Linked DNA regions of Homo sapiens: region 1 is linked to region 2. The links are chromatin contacts, found by Hi-C or POLR2A ChIA-PET in ENCODE. All regions are on one chromosome and are shown on one strand. Each heading gives the region's core, a stretch centred on a gene start or an enhancer-like site at or near the end of the contact. The rest is flanking DNA. Distances are from core to core; before and after follow the strand shown. Region 1 overlaps LINC02625 (long intergenic non-protein coding RNA 2625). Region 2 has its middle 150 kb from the start of LINC02621.

What was found. A loop is a pair of places that touch in the nucleus more often than their neighbours do. ChIA-PET counts read pairs that join two places held with the same protein, here RNA polymerase II (POLR2A). Pooled maps may share reads with other maps.
Region 1: a map with no recorded cell type shows a loop between it and region 2 (4-fold over the local background). The contact joins two enhancer-like sites. A Hi-C loop is called at or near these places in 1 of 37 single-sample maps with no recorded cell type and 1 of 50 pooled maps. POLR2A ChIA-PET finds 5 or more read pairs at or near these places in 1 of 52 experiments (T-cell).

Annotation. Positions count from the first base shown.
Region 1 is chr10:61,783,213-61,788,198 of GRCh38, forward strand. All of the region lies in intron 3 of LINC02625 (long intergenic non-protein coding RNA 2625), which reads right to left. Among named protein-coding and RNA genes, the nearest start is that of LINC02625, 82 kb to the right of the region's middle. Within about 2 kb of position 3,624, at least 5 of the 41 ENCODE cell types and tissues checked have a DNase peak (open chromatin) inside an H3K27ac peak, as active enhancers do.
Region 2 is chr10:62,106,765-62,111,995 of GRCh38, forward strand. No RefSeq gene overlaps it. Among named protein-coding and RNA genes, the nearest start is that of LINC02621, 150 kb to the right of the region's middle. RefSeq lists enhancers at 2,988-3,037, 3,068-3,137. Within about 2 kb of position 2,572, at least 5 of the 41 ENCODE cell types and tissues checked have a DNase peak (open chromatin) inside an H3K27ac peak, as active enhancers do.

The DNA.
Region 1 (4,986 bases), core at 2,374-4,873, 320 kb before region 2:
ACATGCCACATGTCCCTCTGCCCACAGGGCCGTCACTTTAGGCGGTCTTCCTCAGTGTTTCCTTATAAAACTCCTAAATTACAGCCACCTCCTGGAGCCACAGAAAAAGGCTTTGGATTGACTGAAAAAAGGGCAAGTCCTCTTACAGGTCTAGCCAGCAGACTTTCCCATATTCCACAGAGAGATCTTAAATAAAGGGGGAGAAACTGAACACATCACCCACATACTAAAGCCAGTATCTTCAAAGTCTTACACACAGCTTTAGCTTCATGTCAAAAGGGCTCTTCCTCTGGCAAATAAAATTCAAAACACTGTGAAATGCCAGTCTGTGCCGCTGCTTTATAATCCTGTTGAAGTTTCTGGAATTTAACAGAGTTCTGATACCTTCCATTCCATCCTGGATTTTGCCTCTTAGTCTGCTAATGAGAGTGACTTTACCTTTCCTGGAGTTTGATTAAGGTCCTGAGGGTGGCAGTAAAATGGATCCATGTTTTTATTACAAACTCAATTAGCAGAAGTTGGAATTGCTCTCTTCAACAAAGTTAAATAAATTGTTAATGAGAAATTTACCTTCACTGGATTTGCTAGTTGCCTTATTAGCTTGGAGTCAACACTATTAAAGGAGAAGATGTTTATTAAAGCTTAAGGTGTTTGCTAGATGGAATGTTAAAAAGAAGATGGCAGGATAGCGCCACTGACTGCCTGCTTCCAAAACCCAGAGGGGCTCCCATGATCCATCCAAAATAACTGAGTTCCAGCCCTCATTTGGGTCTCTTCATCAGGGAAATAGCAATTTACCCAGTAGATAAAAGTGTCAGACATTCCTGGATAGCATCTAAAGCTTCTCTCTTCACTCGATGTCATGGGGACGTTTTTAAAGATAGACACTAGCATGAAGAAAGATTACCCAGTAGTAGATGTGTCTGAACAGGGCATAGGAACACTTTTCCGTCTCTGCTAAGAAGGAAACTAAAACACCCCACCATAAATGTCAGGAGCATAGAAGAAGGAGCCTATTTACGCAAGAAACTTTACATACAGACCTCAAAACCACTTACCCAAGGAAAACAATAATGTCTCCCTGATGTGGCATTCCCAAAATGCCTCATTTTAATAACCAGGACAAGCTCTAGGCAAAGTTGTGAGGCCAGTCAAGATTCTTTTCAGCCCCCTCTCCATTTATGTCTCTCTCAAAAATGTTCCCCTGCCCCCACGCCCCTCCCCCACCCCGCCCACTATGTAACCCCTGCGATAAGATCTGCAGACTACTTCACTCCATTGCAAGATCCCTCCTTATAGCTACTGTATGGCCCTCAAGAGTCAGAAAAGCTAAAGACCTCATTTCCCAGAGTCCCCTGCTGCTTAGGTTCCATGTGAAACCCAGCGTGAGCCAAACACGCTCCCTCATGAGAGCTGGACTATAGAAGCAGACATCAAGGCTGAGGCTGCACCCCACTACTTCTGCTAACCAGCACAGTGTGGAGACATGTGGGAACTATAACAGAGCCCCCAGGGTCCAGATCCTATCACTGTGGCTATTGAGAGGCAAGTGCAGGTTGGATAGACGTGGTGAGGTGCAGAGCCAGCAGTTGTAGAGGCGACCTCCTTATTCACAAACTTGATCATGGCAGAGGCAGCAACTGCCTCCGTGGGCCAGCCCTGAGGTGTTGTTCTGAGGTGTGATTCCTGGAAGCTCTGCTTAAAGAACTCTAGCCTTTCTAGTGATCTTTGTAAGCTCTTATTCCTTGTATGAAACTCATTTCTGCTAAAAATGACTATACTGAATTATGTTATGTACAACTAAACTCTGACAGAAATACTTCCTTCCCACATAGGCAATCAAGTGACTTAATACTTGGCCCTTCATCTTCTCAGATGAAACGGTTGATAAACTAATTCACAATAAATAGTCAGTGACTAATATAGCAACTTCTTATGAATAATGGCCTTAATCAAAGCAAAAGATTCTAATGGTAGACAACCATGAATGGTCTATGATGTTGATGGAGATTTTTTTTCCTAGGCAAGAAGGCAAAGGTTTTTTTAAATTTAAAGAAGTTGTTATTAGTTGTTGCTGATGATGATAATGTCGGCAGTGATGTTTAAAAGCTGTCCTCACTTGTAAAGTTCCCTGGGCTGACAACTTCAACTCACCTAACCCTCTAACTGGGGCTAAAAACACCATGATCACGACTCAGTTTTTTGCCTCTCACTGCAAACTTCATGTATGGAGGTTTCATGAAACTATACAGAGAAAAGTTGCCATATAAGAAAATGAACAAGGGTTCTAGCATCTCTCTGAAAATTGATAGTGCACTTTTAGATAGAAGACAGAGAACAGGCTGAGGAAGAAGGCAAATAGGTAGACAGAGATGATTGACAATGTCCACGTGCACATCCACAGATGTTCCTGAATCAGCTACTTTGTCAAGACCCCACCCTAGGTGCTTCTGGTAAAGAGGTAAGGCTTGTCCTGGCTTCCAGGATCTCACAGTGTAGGGGAACAAGGGAAATTGCCATTTCTTAATCACTTATCGTTTGCTAGTAGACTTTGTTGATTTCATTCATACAATAAATATTTTGTTTTTGTTCTAGTTTATGAGACAGATGAATAAGTTAGGTTTCCTAATCCCTTATAGAGGGAGCCAGACATGACATCAGTACTTACACAAAACGTTTTCAATTATAACTGAGGCAAGTACTACAAGGAAAATCATAGCACATGGTCTAATGGAGGAGGAGGAGGAGTTAGCATGACTTGGTCTGAGGGTCCATGGAAGCCCTCCCAGAAAAAAGCTGTTCCAGCTGGGTTCTGGGGCCAAGCATGAATTAGTCCAGTGGAAGGAACAGCACCAGCAAAGGCCCTGAGTTGGAAGGAGCTTACTCCAAGAATAAGGTACATATTATTATCCCCATTTTACACATGAAGTAGCTGAGATCTACAAAGATTAAGTAACTTCCTAAGGTTATGCATAACACATAAACTCAAAGATAGCGATCTACCATATAATCCAGCCTCTCCTAGAAGCAGAAACAAAGATACACGGCAGCCTTTAAAAACAATTATCAGGAGACCCTCTCATGCCCCTCAAGGCCACTGCTCCTCCTGAAGGAGCTAAGGACAGGTTTTCATTTGCTCACTCTACTGGGCTCCAGATCAAATTAAATTAAAAGCCAGCTATTTCAGACGAAAAAGTCCTGCGTCCTTTTTGGGAATAAAATCGTCTTCCCTCCTCCCCAGGGCCTTTCATACCATTATGGTGCAGTCCCAAGCTATCAATGATAGTGAAAAAATGGGGCTTTGCGATAGAGGAAAGAGGCTATTCAAACTGCTCCTGATTTCTATAAAAGAGAGATCTTTTGATCTTTGAAACAGCCATAGGGCAGTTTGATCTTTCTCAAACTCATTTATTTTAGATTCTTGCAAATTTCTTTTCTGTAGGTTTACTTCCTCAGAAAACTCAATATTCAATTGAACAGTGACTTTTATACATTGAAATGCAATATTGAATAACTGAAGCCTAATAAATGCCATCCCGCCTATATAGGATATTTTAAAAATCATAAAAGGGCTGATTGAGCCCGATCCAGGCAAAGATGACAAAGCGAATTCAATGCTTCTTTTGAAAATGAGTCATGGTCAGAAATACTCACTTTGACCAAAAGCATTTCTTTGAATGCCAGAGGTAAATTTGCTCACTTTCATTTTCTGCCTGGGTTTCAGATCGGCCCTGCAGAACTGAACAAAATCAACTCTGAGAGGCCCTGGCAGCTGTTCCAGATGTAAATGTGAACAGGATACTGAGATTGGGCCTATTTCCTTCTATGTGTTATTTTCAAATTATGCAGATAATATTCAGATATGGGTCTATCAGACTTGGCATATTTTTTTCAGGGAGGAGTAAATCATTGCTATTCTCTGCTGCATTAACATTCCCCAGGACCACCCTCTCTTTTTTTCTTAGAAAAAGGATATTTTCTTGTCACGAGCCTCTAAATTACTGGCACAAGAAGAATCTGACATATGTTCCCAGTCGTGGGGGGGCTCATGGGAGGACAGGTACAACATACTCAATAGATTAGCCAAAAGAAACAGCCTTTGATGTCAGGGAACCTTTCCAAATTTCATGTAAGACTCAAACAATCTGTGGCAAATCAAAGTTCTCAATCAGAACTTCTGTCCCACTTCTCTTGGTGCAGCTATGGCTGGAGGAACTTTTGTTTTAACTCTTTGTAGATTATTACTCAGTTTGAGAGTGTGTTTCTCTCATGACCCTTCCAACATTATGAACTTTAAGAAGATCGATAACTTCATTCTCCATCTTCATCTTAACACATGCACTTTTTCCCTCTTGGATATGTGTTTTAGGAAAATGCAGATTAGCATTGCCAAAGAGCCAGTTGTTTTTAGCAACATTCCCCTCGGTGTGACCTCCTAAGAAGGTCTGATTTTATAAACCATTAAAGGAACACTACGTTTTCCATACTCCCTGTATCAGCTAAAGGCTGGAAAGGGCAGCAAAAGCAGGATCTCCATGGAGGAGGAATGATAACCACTTGGAAGAAGATGGTGGAGAAAAAGCAGGCATTGGCTATGCACAGAAGATGTCGGTCTTGCTTTAACAATCTCCCTTAAGGCCTGCTGCCCCACACTTTCCTTATGGTGTCAGCATTCCAAGAACATTCTTTGGGAACCAGAGACAAAGATGGCACCAATACCTCAGAGCCTTTTGATTAAAGAGTTGTCGTTTTCCATCTTGGGACCGTGGAAAACAACTTTTACATAAGAAAGTTTCTCTCAAGGGTGAGTAAACTATCCACAGCTTAAAAATAAAAATTGATAATTAATGTCCATGAAAGGGCTCTAAAGAAAAGATTCCCAGCAAATCAAAGGTAAAATTCTGAGCTCATATGACTATATCCATAGACATGTCCGTGCCTGTCTCTAGAGCCATTAGCTATCCAAGAGACATTGGAGGAAAGAAA
Region 2 (5,231 bases), core at 1,322-3,821:
TAAAAATTGTGATTTTTTTTTGGAGGGGTGGGTAAAAATATACCCTCAACTAAGAGAAGAAACGAGTGACAAGTTGGGAAAATATTTATAATGGATGTGACAGGAAAAGAGCTAATTGCTTTCATTTTCAAAAAGCTTTTGTAAATAAAATAGAAAACGAACAATCCAATAGGAAAAAAAAATTGACAAAGCTTATCAGTAGTTAATTACCAAAAAGTGAAAATAAGACATAGTAAGTATGAAAATATGCTCAATATTATTTGTAAGTAAAATAATGAAAATTAAACAGCAGCAACAGATTGTTTCTTAACTCATGTTATGAGAACCTACAGTGATGAGTCCTGTTCTGAGAAGGCTATTGACAGGCAAGCACTGTCAGACACTGATGTGGGGCAGGGGTGGTGGACTGGTTCATTTCTGGAAGGAAGCTTGACAAAGTCCATCTACTTTTAAAGGTACATATTATTTTACTCAGTAATATTTGCTTGCTAAGAATTTACCTATATAATTATCCCTGCACATGTTGGTCAAGAGATATGTACAGGTGTGTTCCCTGTGGCATTGTTTGTAACAGCAACAAGGAAAAGTAACCCATCAGTAAGGGATAGTTACATAGCCTATGGGGCTCCTCCTATCTGATAGATTATTATCAGCTGTGAAAAAGAATGAAGTAGCTTTCTGTATATCAGAGACAGGGAAAAAAGAGGTAGAGGACTGTGTGTACTGAATCATTCTTTTTATGTCAATTTTATAGGAATAGATGGACAGACAGACATGCACACTGGTCTAGAAATAAACACATTTTCTAAAAGCAATAAAAAATATTTTACAAGTGGCTACTTTTGGGCAGAGACAAAGAGCTGATGCATGAAGACTTTTATGTTTCATTTCATACTTTACTATTGGAAGTTTTAAAAATACATAGGTGAATTACTTTCATTCGTTAAAATATGGACATGGATTACCTGAGTAGTGAGATGATGAACTTTTTTTCTTCTTATTATTATTATTAATAGTATTATTATTATTATTATTATTATTACTATTTTGAGACAGGGTCCCACTGGAGTGCGGTGGCACAATCTCAGCTCACTGCAACCTCCACCTCCTGGGTTCAAGAGATTGTCCTGCCTCAGCCTCCCGAGTAGCTGGGATTACAGGTGTGTGCCACCACACCTAGCTAATTTTTATATTTTTAGAAGAGACGGGGGTTTCACCATGTTGGCCAGGCTGGTCTGGTCTCAAACTCCTGACCTCAAGTAATCCACCCGCCTTGGCCTCCCAAAGTGTTGGGATTAGAGCCGTGAGCCACCATACCCAGCCATTATTTTTTATTTTTATTTAATTAATTTATTTTGAGACAGGGTCTCACTCTGTCACCCAGGCTGGAGTGCAGTGGCACGATCATGGCTCACTGCAGCCTCAACTTCCCAGGCTCAAGGGATCTTCCCACCTCAGCCTCCAGCTGAGAACTACAGGTGCATACCACCACGCCTGGCTAATTTTTTGTATTTTTTTTTTAGAGCGGGGGTTTCACCATGTTGCCCAGTCTGGTCTCAAATTTCTGAGCTCAAGTGATTCACCTGCCTCAGCATCCCAAAGTGTTGGGATTACAGGCGTGAGCCACTGCACCCAGACTTTTTCTTCTTTAAATGTCTATAGTTTATAAAAAATAAAAGTAAAAAATAAAAATAAAAAATAAAATAAAATAAAAAGTGGGAGAGCCAGGCGTGGTTGCGCATACCTGTAGTTCCAGCTACAGAGGAGGCTAAGGCTTGTGGCCAGGAGTTTAAGACTGTAGTACATGCCTGTGAATAGCCACTGCACTCCAGCCTGGGCAACATAGCAAGATCCTGCCTCTAGAGAAAAAAAAAGTGTGGAAGAGGCAGCAATAAAGAAAAAGATACCAGATAATGTTTTGACCAAAAAGATTTAAGTTCAAATGGTGGCCTGTCCAACACTGCTAGGGTCCCAGGAAGAGCTATTTCTAGAGCAGGAGACTTTCCATCAGCTCACAGATCCCCCCACTTGCCACCCATAATAATGGTTCCCCCATATGTAGCCATCAGAGAGCTTGGCTTCAGCATCAAGAGAGTTAAAATGAATGAAAGGAAATCAGGCTTAAAAGAGAATGTCATTATGATTTGTGCAAGCATTTCCTCTCTATAGATAAAGTGGAGTGAGATGGCAAAAACAGATACAGGCTCACCTCATGCTTTTCCTCCCCTCTGCTTAGTTGGGCAGACTGAGATGGCTTATATCCCTCCTACCTTCTTATGAACCCTGCATGTCCCAGGGGCCTAACCATGCAGCAGCCTTCAGCTGCATGACTCCAGGACCTGCAGGACCCCAGGAATGTGTCCTATGATCCTGGCTGAGTTTTCTCCCATCTGTCACCCATCTCCTAAGCTCTTCCTCTCCCATGGCCTTCTTGGGAAGTTCTTTCCAGTCAATCTTTACTGGTCATTCCTTGAGGCCAGCTTAGCCTCAGGCAGGGTGCAAGAGATGGTAAAACCAGTTTCTACACTTACAGAACTGCTGGATGCTTCTGAAGAGTCTCAGAAAACAATTAGGCAGCCATGTGAAAGTAAAGAGGTAAAGAATTTCAGCCAAGTAAGATGAAGCAGGTGTTGTTGGTTGGCTGACCCAATCTCCAACTCATCTCTTCTTTATCCATACAGCAAGGGGCTCCCCCACAACACCATTTGGGCAAAGAAATAAAAGCAGAAGTATCTGTGAGACTCCTAAAAAAGACCTTTAAAAAGGACAAATCCAACTGGCATGTTCTTTTGGCCTTTTGCTCCTTCCCTGTTTTTCTTCTTTTGGGAATGTGGCCATGAGGCTGCAGGTGGAGTCGCCATCTTACAACCAGTGGCAACATGTCTGAGGGTGAAAGTAACATGCTAAGGAGGGCACAGTGGAACAGAGCAAAGCTGAGTCTCCCCTGACATCCCTGGGCCACTACACTAGGCCTGATGATGCTCATCTACATGTTTCATTATGTGAGAAAAATAAGCTTCCCATTTGTTTAAGGTGCTATTAATGGGATGTTCTGTCATTTGCAGCCAAATCTGCTATTAAATGGTTAACATGGTGTTAAGAGGAAGTGGCTCTGATATAACAGAAAGTGCATGGGCTTTGGAATTGCATGATTTGGCTTCAAATTCTAGTACTGTGACTTATATACCAGGGTAAGTTATCACTTAACTTTTCTGGGTCCTTGTCTCCATAAGTAAAAAAATAGGGCTAATAAAGCTACTCAAACAGATGTCTGCAGTATCCATAGAAAGGGGAAGTGAAAGTAACTGTATATAATAAGTTCCAGCTCAATAAATATCTGATACAACTTTGTTGAGAATGTGGAAGGACATTGAGGAAGTGAGGCTTAGCTGGAATACAAATAAAGCAAGAGGAGGCAAAATGTAATTCAGAAGAAGTAGAGTATGGGAAAAGATTGAGAAATTTCAACAAAAAGGTGTAGTAGGCAAATCATCTTGTCTCTTTAAATAGACCTGAAATCTAGTCTCCCATAGAAACCTCAGGCCGAATGCAACTGTGGCCCAGAAGAATGAGAGAAGAAGGTATCCTTTAGCCCAGGGCTGGAAACCCTCCAGAGAATTCCCAACACCAAAAAGGAAAGAAATATCCTCATTAACATTTCCCTTCTCGTCTTCCTTGTTCCTTTTTCTGCTTTTCCTCCCTCCCTTCCTTTTTTCCTTTTTCCTTCTTTCCTAGATCAAAATTATTTCAAAACCATGGAAGGCAGACACAGTTTGTTCTGACTCACAGTGGATAGAAGATAGGGCCTGGATTTTACACCTTCTAATCTATTTTAGACACAAAGAAAATTTCTGCATTCTCCTATTCCCTCCCGCAAAGAAAAGGCATCACAATGTAGCCCCTGGATGTCAAATAAAGAGTCAGGAGCCCTCGGTCCTGCTCTGTGTATGTTCTTGGATGGTCTCCTAACCTCCAAATTTCAATTTTCTCATTTATCAATTGGGAGTATGAGGAAGGGGGCGGGCAATAGGGGAGGAGCTACCTAGGTAAGCTCTCAAGTTCCTTAACTTCTATTTATTAGCTTCTTGCAGTCCCTGGGGCGATAAGAGAAGGTTAAATTTCTCATTAATCCTATAAATATCTATGGAGCACCAACCCTGTACCAGGAACTGGTTTAACCACCGGAAATACTACTATGAAAGAAATAGATGGCATCCTATATCTTGATGAAGGAGACAGAAAATAAACACACAAACAAAGAAATTGGACAATTTCAGAGAAGCAGTGAAGAAGAAAATACAACTAAGTGATGGAATAGACTGACTGGGAATGAGGGAGCTACTTGAAAAGAGATGGGTCAGGGAAAGTCCTCAATGCGATGTAAACTTTGTGCTTAGCTGAAATGAAGTGCCAGCCTTGCCCCTCTCCTGGCAGGACTCCGGCCTGATCTTTGGGTACTCAGACTCATTCTCAGTGCAAACTTGTTTCTTTGAGCCTCTTGGTTCCTGAACAATATCCCCAGTCTATGATCTTAATGGGCTCACACTATGGGTCTACATGGCCCATTGGAATATTCAAAGTGGGTACAGTCAATCCCCACAGTGGCCAAAGGAGAAAATAAGGAAGCCAGGAGCTGTGCAAGCCAGTCCAGGAAGACAGGCAGAATATAATGCATTTCTGTTTAATCTACTTTTTATCTCATCTTTTTGATTTTTTTAAGTGGGGATAGGGTTTTCTTTACAATGAATATGATATATTGCGTGCATAACAATAATAGTGTATACGTAACAGTGCTTGCTGGTACTTAGACATTGTTCAAAGTGCTCACATGTATGAACTCATTTAATTTTCATGACAACTTTATGAGGTACATACTGATATTTTCCCCATTTTACAGACGAAGGAACAGAGGCACTGCCAAGTAAGTGATTTGCCCAGCTTGTGAGTTGCAGAGCTGGGACTTGGAGCTAGGTAGTCTGATACCACAGTAACTTCTTTTAACCAATTATGCTGTGCACCTTCATGTATGAAATGTGTTTGTTTTAAAGGATATCTGTAGTTTACTGGAGATTCAAGTCCAAAATTTTTAGAACTCTTTTTTCAAAAATACTGGTGAGTGTGACAGTGTCCACAAAGTCAGACAGACCCAGGTTTCAATCCCTATTAAAAAAAAAATATTGGCCAGGCGCAGTGGCTCACACCTGTAATCCCAGCACTTTGGGAGGTCGAGG